Linked DNA regions of Mus musculus: region 1 is linked to region 2. The links are chromatin contacts, found by POLR2A ChIA-PET in ENCODE. All regions are on one chromosome and are shown on one strand. The core of a region is the stretch at or near the end of the contact, and the rest is flanking DNA. Distances in the headings are between cores, read along the strand shown. Region 1 holds the start of 4930579G24Rik (RIKEN cDNA 4930579G24 gene). Region 2 overlaps Fnip2 (folliculin interacting protein 2).

Region 1 (4,107 bases), core at 996-3,495, 97 kb after region 2:
TATAAACTAATTTTATTTTTACCACCAATTACATGGTTAATATTTTTAAATATTTTAACAAAATAGTTTCTCAAGTGATACCTGGCATCAAGACAATAAATTTGAATGAAGTGGGGAAAAAAAAAACATTTGGAGTAGAAGTCTAATGTCTTGTAAATACTATACATTTCTTTTGATAATTTTAAAGAGGTAGGGAAACAAATCTTCCCTAGCTTGTTTTGCACATTAAAAAGTATTATATTGCTGGGCAGTAGTGGTGCAGGCCTTTAATCCCAGCACAGGCAGAGGCAGGTGGATGGAGCTCTGTGAGGTTGAGGCCAGCCTGGTCTACAGAGCCAGTTCCTGGGCAGCCAGGACCACACAGAGGAACTCTGCCTTGAAAAAAAATCAATCTATCAGTCGATGATATTGAAATACTTTATTAAGTCCAAGATTAAATCTTTTTTTTTTTACCCTAATTCACGGGGGAAAGATATTTATAAGTACTTATAGGCAAATTTGGTTGAGTTCAAACATACTATCATCATTTAAAAGGTATTTATTATACCCTGTAGTTTACCATATACAAGTTATCATTTACTTCTGAAAATTCATTCTATTATTTGTACAGCTACTAATTTGCTCGAGAACAGTTGGAACCGTGGCCTCTGATTCCCACCAGAGAATTTTAAAAAGGTATAACGTTTATTCCTTTGCTTAAACGAGCATGGTATCTCTCATGACCCATCTGAACATTTAGGCATAAAGACAGAGTTCCAGTAGAAAGCAAAGTCAGAGTCACTGAACACCGGATCAGCCATACACGACATACTTAGCACATTTAGTTGTCACCACTAGAGGTAACACTGAGTAATGAAAATGTAACAAATTAGCGTTTAAAGAAAAGTCACTGACTAGATCCAAGACTGCATCTAAATTAGACTGTAAACTGATGGCTCTCAAAGCATACCATCTTCTGTGGATAATAGATGCTTGGTTTGAATATACACCATATTGTTTAAACAAGTATACAAATACTTGTTTAAAAATCCCACAGCCAAATTAACTTCAGTAAAGATTTATATTAAGCCAGTTACAACAGAATTCAAGATCCTCTAAACTTCTGTTTGAACGAGGGGGTTGTTTTTAAGTAAAAACTTAAAACTATCCTGCAACTGCTTTAAGAAACACCCATAACAGAAACGCCTGGTGTTAACTCTGGATAATGCAGAAAAAATTCCGACTCCAGACATAATTGGTAATATATGAGTTAATACGATATGAGAGCTCAGACTTCAATTAAGATTAGACTATTATGGCTGCAAAGTCAGGTCAGAGCCAAGGCGAAAACCCACACAAGTTTTTCTTTCTTTCCCATTCCTAATAAGGCGGCAGATAATACCTGAGCCTTGAGGTAAAGATTAGGAGCGGCATTTGGGGGAACTCCACCGAGGGGGCAGTGTTGACAATTTTCTCTTCTCATGACCTTTAACCTAGATGATAATTCTGCCAACTGGGGCAACTCCAAGGTCGGTAAGGTAGGGTCGGCCACCAGGCGCTGACAGCATTGACCTTTGCCCTAGTTTAGCCTAAGACAATAGACAAGGAAAGAGATGCTGGCAGTACCCCGGGTGTGGCCCCAGTCTTGTTTTGTCCCAACTTATCCACCTTGCTCCTTCTGTCCCCACCAGGAGTTTCGTCTCACCAGGGCAGGACAGCTTGGTTAGTCGCACCAACATGTTCAAAGTGACCCGGAGACTTGACCAGATACAAAGGAGAGAGGCGTGGGTCTGCGGCTTGCCGAGGGTGCTGGACTTCTAGGCTACGAGGGGCGCCATCACCTGCCAAGAAGCCCCGACTGCTCAGCTTCTGTCAGCGTCTGGGCTCTGCCGACCGCCCTTGCTTCGCGGCGTACCCGCCCCTCTTCTGCTTTGCGCCGGCGCCACAGAGGACACGAAGGCCAGTAAGGTTTCCGGGTCACATACAAGCCAGGAAAAGGCAGAAGACTCCATCTCCCAGTCATCCTCAGCCAGGAACCTAGTGTGCAGAAGAGGCCGACAAGCTCTCGCGTGTGCGCATGCGCCCTAGAAGCATAGCGAGGCTGATTTGCTAGGCATTCTGGGAGTTGTAGTGTTTAGCTCCTGGAGCTGTGCGCAGGAGCCTGGTGACGCCTGGCTTGATATCTGATTGGCTGTCTGGAAAAAATGAGACGTACTTGGGGTCCAGGGCAGAGACAAACGAGAAGATGGGGCGGGACTCCGTGTGGGAGGAGGCGGAGCCTATGGGCTTTGGGCGCGAGCGGTCGAAAGGCAGTTGGTGAGGGTTCGGTTGCTTGATCCGGTCCAGTAGCCCCAGCTCACTCCCATGGCTGACTCTGAGGAGTTTCGGGCTTCTTCGCCGCCGCCGCCGCCTCCCTCATCTCCGTCGTCAGGCGCCTCTTCGTCGTCCCTCAGCATGCCAGTGAGTTTGGGCTGGCGGGATCCGAGCAGGAGTCCCGGTCCAACCGTGGACCCGCTGGAGCAAGTGGAGCTGCAGATCGGAGACGTGAGTGTCGCCGTTGCGGCTGAGAGCTGATTGCAGCTAGGGTGCTCCTGCCTGCGGTTCTTGGAGTTGAGGGCTAGCCTCGGCTCTCTCTTCCCGCATCTTTCTTTCCTTCTCCTTCTGCTAGCGGTCATCCGCAGCCCCGCTGCCAGGATCCTCTCTCCGCCTCCTCCCATCCCTCGGAGCACTTTGGGCGGTCATAGCTTGCCTCCTTGCCCATTGGTGCTTTCTAAGGGACTCGAGCTTGTGCTTCTAGTTGGCCACCAGCCCAGGGCCAGCTGGTGATGCTGTTGTGTGTCGCTTACTTGGCTCTGTGTTGGACTTGAGTGGACCAGGGCTAATCACAGCCGGCAGATGGATTTGATAGGACAGTTTAGAACAGAATCTTGCAATGCAAAAATTCTGTAAAGTTTTTGTTCAATCTCGAATTCCCAGAAATAACTTCCTGACCCCAACACGTATAACGCTGAGGGGTTGGAGGGTCACAGCGGCACTTTATTTATTTATTATTAGGTATTTTCCTCATTTACATTTCCAATGCTATCCCAAAAGTCCCCCATACCCTCTCCCACTCCCCTACCCACCCACTCCCACTTTTTGGCCCTGGCGTTCCCCTGTACTGAGGCATATAGAGTTTGCCAGTCCAATGGGCCGTTCTTTCCATTGAAGGCCGACTAGGCCATCTTTTGATACATATGCAGCTAGAGTCAAGAGCTCCGGGGTACTGGTTAGTTCATAATGTTGTTCCACCTATAGGGTTGCAGATCTCTTTAGCTCCTTGGGTACTTTCTCAAGCTCCTCCATTGGGGGCCCTGTGATCCATCCAATAGCTGACTGTGAGCATCCACTTATGTGTTTACAGTGGCACTTTATAAGGACTCTTTGAGAGGGAGAAAGGACTGAAGTATGTAGCAGACAATCTTCCTGGAGAGGGTTGTGGAATAACCACACAAAAGATTTGGAAACTAGAACTGGCTGACAGGTTTTTATTCTTTTGTCAAAAGAGATGGCTGAAGTATTAGTCCAGGTCCCTCCCCCCAAACAATACAGGTTACAAATAAATGTGAACAATAAATGCTGACATGATATAAAAAAAGTGTTATTTTATATTTTTTGGTGAAGAAAGCATTTGATTTAAAAGTGAGTTTTTCATAGCTGTGTGTGATTTTAGATGTTCTGTCAGCTCAGCTTAGAGTATAAGTTCTTTGATTTTATTATTTATTTACTTATTTATAGCTCAAAAATAAGTGTTCATGGGTGAAAATAGTGGAACAGGGCTTTTCTTACTTCGTTACCAGGCAAAGTGAGGAAGTCCTTTGGATGGCTCTGCCACTTTTAGTCAAGAGGTTTCCAGGTTGCCTTGGGGAAATATATGAGAGTTGGATGTGTTTTCTGTTAAAAATACTGACTTGTCATATTCAGTGAGTATTTTTATGGCAGGTATTCTTCCTTAAAGTTACGTTATGAAAAAATTTAGAGGCTCTGAGTGCAGCTTGGGTAGAGCTGTGTGCCTCCCCTGTTCTGAGACTTCGGCTTCAAGAAAGAACCAGTGTTTTTTTTTTTTTTTTTTTTTTTGAAAATTCATTT
Region 2 (4,140 bases), core at 907-3,406:
GGCAACTGGTTTTACCTGAAATGAATTCCAGCGAATTTCAAACACATTTTCCTGGGTGGGGCAAGACACTTGTGTTCTGGAGGCAACCCAAATTGCCCCTGGAAGAAACGAACTAGGCCACTGAACCACTGAGTTCCCCTGATCACTGAGTCAGACATGAAGACAGAAGATAGCACACTTGTGCTGTGGATGACACAGCCAACACGTGTCAATCAGACTAAAGCAGCTCACCACTGATGTGAGCAGAGTCCGGCTGGTGGAGAGAGGGAAGACATGTTCAACTGGCTGCTGACTGCTATGCTCCTCTGGATGGTACCAACAAAGCTGGTATCAACTGAGTGCAGCTAGAACATTCTGAATACACGTATGTTTCGACCATAAAGGCATTTTTACTGCACAAAACTCAAATACAGAAAATGTATCTTTAATCCTTTCAAGCACTAGGAACAAAAAATTTTAAAAAGTTAAAGGGGGGAAAAAAAACCAGGTTGCAAAGCATTCTGATATTTAAAGTATGTGAAAATTATTAAAGTCATAACAAAAGAAGTTTATTAAAAGTTTGAAAACCACTCACTCACACAAAGTTTTTTGGGTTTTGTTTTTGTTTTTTACAAATTTTAAAGAAATTGCCATGATCCAGGCTATTATCCTTTGTGGATGGCCACCCCAAATAACATCTTGGGGATTTGGAAATCTAGAAGAATAAAAAAACAGAAGGGAAAATGTCCTAATGATGCAGTTTTGAACTCCCAGAGAAGACTCTTTAAAACAACCTGAGCCTACCCCATAGCTCAGCAGTAGCATGCCGCAGTCAGCCCTGGGGCTGCCTCCCAGAGGTGGAGCTCCACTTCCCCACCACTCAACCCTTCTTTCCTGACAGGAGCAGGTAAGAGCACACGTATCACAGTGCCATCCTCAGGGTCCTCATGGTCCTCACCCTTCATGACCTTCATGACCTCTTGCTCTATGAACAGGTGCCTTTGGAAGAGCAGAGAGCATGTGAACCACTCTTGGGAAATGACCGTCGGAATTAAGTTCCACTACTAGAGAAGTTCTTCCAGAGTACATAAAGGGGCTGGGAGACATGGCTCTGTGGTTAAGAGCATTGGCTGCTCTTCCAGAGGGTCCAGGTTCAATTCCCAGAAGCTATGTGGTAGCTCAAAACCATCTTTAATTCCAGTTCTAGAAGATCTGACGTCCTCTGGCCTTCCTGGCACCAGGCATGTAAGTGGTGCACAGAAATACAAACAGACAAAACAACCTATACATATAAATAGAATAAATACATCTAAAAAGTATATAAAGTAACTAGAAAGAATATAACAGGTCCAACTGTGCTCCTTATGGCCAACCTCGCTATTCAAGTTAGTTTGTCATACACATCCTTTTCACAAAAGGCATTTTCCAGAGTCGAACCAGGTTCTCCCTCAGCAGCTGGCTTCAGCACTCCCACAAAGCAGGTCTCCAGTCCTTGCCTGTCCTCTGGTCCTCTGTGTGCTAAGTTAAAGCTCAGAGCTTTACCTTTTGCCTTATAAAGCTCAGCGTTCCAAAAGAGGACACAATCGATTCCACACAAGTTGGCCCCAGCAGAGGTAATGAACACTTAAGAAGTTAAGATAGTGACAGACTCCTAAGAGCCACTACAGATACCTGTGCCTACCTACATCTTTTCTACAGAGGAAAGGACTTGTTTCTACAAGTCACCAATAACTACATTTCTCCTACGTAAAGCATTCTTGAAAACATAATTCAAATCAATAAAGCTTCTTAGAGTCCCGTGTGGTTAGTATTTTCCAGACTGAAACAGAACTAAACATTCATACCTGTGGTTGAGCACTGTGGAATTTGTGTCGCGTCCTCCTCTGGCACATTTTGGAATCTTTGCACATACAAGTGTCTTGAAAATCCTCCCAGCACCACAAGTGGTATCGGTCAGACATCTGGCTGACTCCTGTTGGCCTACTGGCCAGTTTGTGCTGTCTGCTGTACCACCACACATCTCCTGAGGGCATAGATGCTCTTCAGTTGATCCTGACCAGCAGTGTGGACTAGCCCACTCTGTAAAGTTCCTTCATTATCTGAAGGATATGCCACGGTGACGAGCAGCAGCTCCAGACTAAAGACCATTTCCCTCCAAGCACAGCACGTGAGCCCAGCTACTACTAACTTCCTCTTTTGGGAGCTTAAAAAAAGGGATGTTCATTCATCATGCAAATGAAGCCCAGGATGACTTCTAGAAGCGGATGTGCTCTCAGTAAACCCATAATAAAGTAGACAAGTACAAATCTCTCCCTGCTTTTTCTCCGCCTGCACTCAAGTGCACTCAACAGGTCCAGCAGCTTGCACTGACTCACACCATCTGCATCTCGAGCTGAGTTTACAAGCAGCCCTGCCTTCACTAGTCACGAGCCCAGCTCATGTGGCTCTGGGTAAACCTTCAGCTGCAAGGTTGCTCTGACATTGGCCGCACCACCCTCTTAATGGTTCTCATGTGAGTAAGTATCAGCTGACAGCTTCTACTCCACAACCTTGCAAAACTCTGTCCACAGTGAGTGAAGGATGGCTACCCACAAGAGTCGAATGGAGATCTTAATATGTAGAAGGAGACGTGTGGGATGAGAAGCAGAGCTGGGGCACACTCTGGCCATGGTATGAGTGGGGATGGGGGAAAGTAATGATGATGAGAGGCAACTGATGGTAAAAAGCCTTCTAACTCTTGCATTTGAATTCCTGGGCTTATTCAAGCTGAGAAAGCCCTGAATTACCAGAGCCCTAGAACAGTGCTAGCTTCTGACATCAACATAGCTCACCTGGATATGGGAGTGTTAGGAGATAAATTTGAGCTGGTGATCCCCTAAACACAGGTCAAGGCTAGAAACCAACAGCAGAGTGATGATACCAATTCCTTTTGCCTGGAATTAGGTTGAAGAAAGTACTACTGGGTCCATCCCTAAGGTGAGGTGAACCATTGGCTGGCTCTATGGTCTTAGTCCTAAAAGTATCTTTATAAATTACCCACTAATTTAAGGTAAGGAAAACTAGGGATGCCAGGCCCAGACCTCAGTTGATTTAAGACATTTTACATGCCGTACATTGGACCGGAACCCGCCACCCTCCATGAACTTAAAAAAAAAAAAAAAAAAAAAAAAAAAAAAAAGACTTCCCAAGTTTCAGATTGCAACACACCTATGACAATGAATTTTCTTCTCTGTGGCAACTGCTAAACTGATGGTGTGAAGACAGACCTAGAGTAGGAGAGAACGAATTCCTTTTTGCACGAAGTTTTGACCCCCGGGCACAAACTGGCCATGGGTTCTTTTTTACCTTTCAACTGTCTAAAATAACTCAAAAAAAACAAAAACAAAAAAAAAACAAACAAACAGGGAACATCCAAATATTATGAAAATTAGTTCCAGTTTAAGGGACAGGACAGCTGGAGGACACAAATGGCCTACAGCATCTCCCAGTCATCTGATGCTCAGACCAAACTTGCAGAAGAAATGAGAGGGCAGGCGCAAGACTGACAGGACAATGCTTTAAATATGGCATAAACTGCAGGGGTAGGTGGGAAGTGCAGGTGGGAGGATGGCACACACCTTTAATCCTAGCACTGGGAGATGGGCAGATAGATCTCTGTGAGTTCAAGGCCAGCCTAGGCTACAAATCGAGTACAGGACAGCCAGGGTCTGTTACACAGAGAAACTCTGCCTCAAACAAGCAAACAACAAAAAGGGCTCAAATCCTGAATTCTATACAGATGTGTTAGAGAAATGCATCTCACTTTTTGTATAAAAAATGAATTTGGGGGCTGATTTGGTTTGGCTAGCATGCCTGAGGCCTGACATTTAGTCCCCAGCACCTCACAAACTGAGTGGTAAAGCACACCGGTCTCAGCACTAGGGATGCAGAGACCGTCTGAGAGCAGCCTGAGGTGCACGAGACTGCCTTTAAAAAATAGTAATAATAAAATAAATGATATTTTGGCTTAAAACTTCAATCTGGACTTAACTAGTATGTAAGGAAGGATCATAAAACACTTTTTTTTTTAAAGAGGGGAGGTATACTAAGATAGAACCCAGGGCTTTATACATGCTAGGCAAGTATTCTAACCATTGTACTATACCGCCAGCTGTCATGACA

The links. ChIA-PET counts read pairs that join two places held with the same protein, here RNA polymerase II (POLR2A).
Region 1: POLR2A ChIA-PET joins it to region 2 with 12 read pairs in embryonic stem cell. The contact joins the promoter of 4930579G24Rik here to the enhancer-like site in region 2. POLR2A ChIA-PET finds 5 or more read pairs at or near these places in 4 of 5 experiments (Patski and embryonic stem cell).

What each region holds. Positions count from the first base shown.
Region 1 is chr3:79,626,834-79,630,940 of GRCm38, forward strand. 4930579G24Rik (RIKEN cDNA 4930579G24 gene) reads left to right here and starts at 2,246. Exons shown (of 2, transcript NM_029482.1): 1 at 2,246-2,523. The coding sequence starts at 2,344. It overlaps Etfdh (electron transferring flavoprotein, dehydrogenase), which reads right to left and starts at 1,934. Exons shown (of 13, transcript NM_025794.2): 1 at 1,685-1,934. The coding sequence starts at 1,718.
Region 2 is chr3:79,529,720-79,533,859 of GRCm38, forward strand. All of the region lies in intron 1 of Fnip2 (folliculin interacting protein 2), which reads right to left. Among named protein-coding and RNA genes, the nearest start is that of Gm36442, 20 kb to the left of the region's middle. Within about 2 kb of position 2,157, at least 1 of the 3 ENCODE cell types and tissues checked has a DNase peak (open chromatin) inside an H3K27ac peak, as active enhancers do.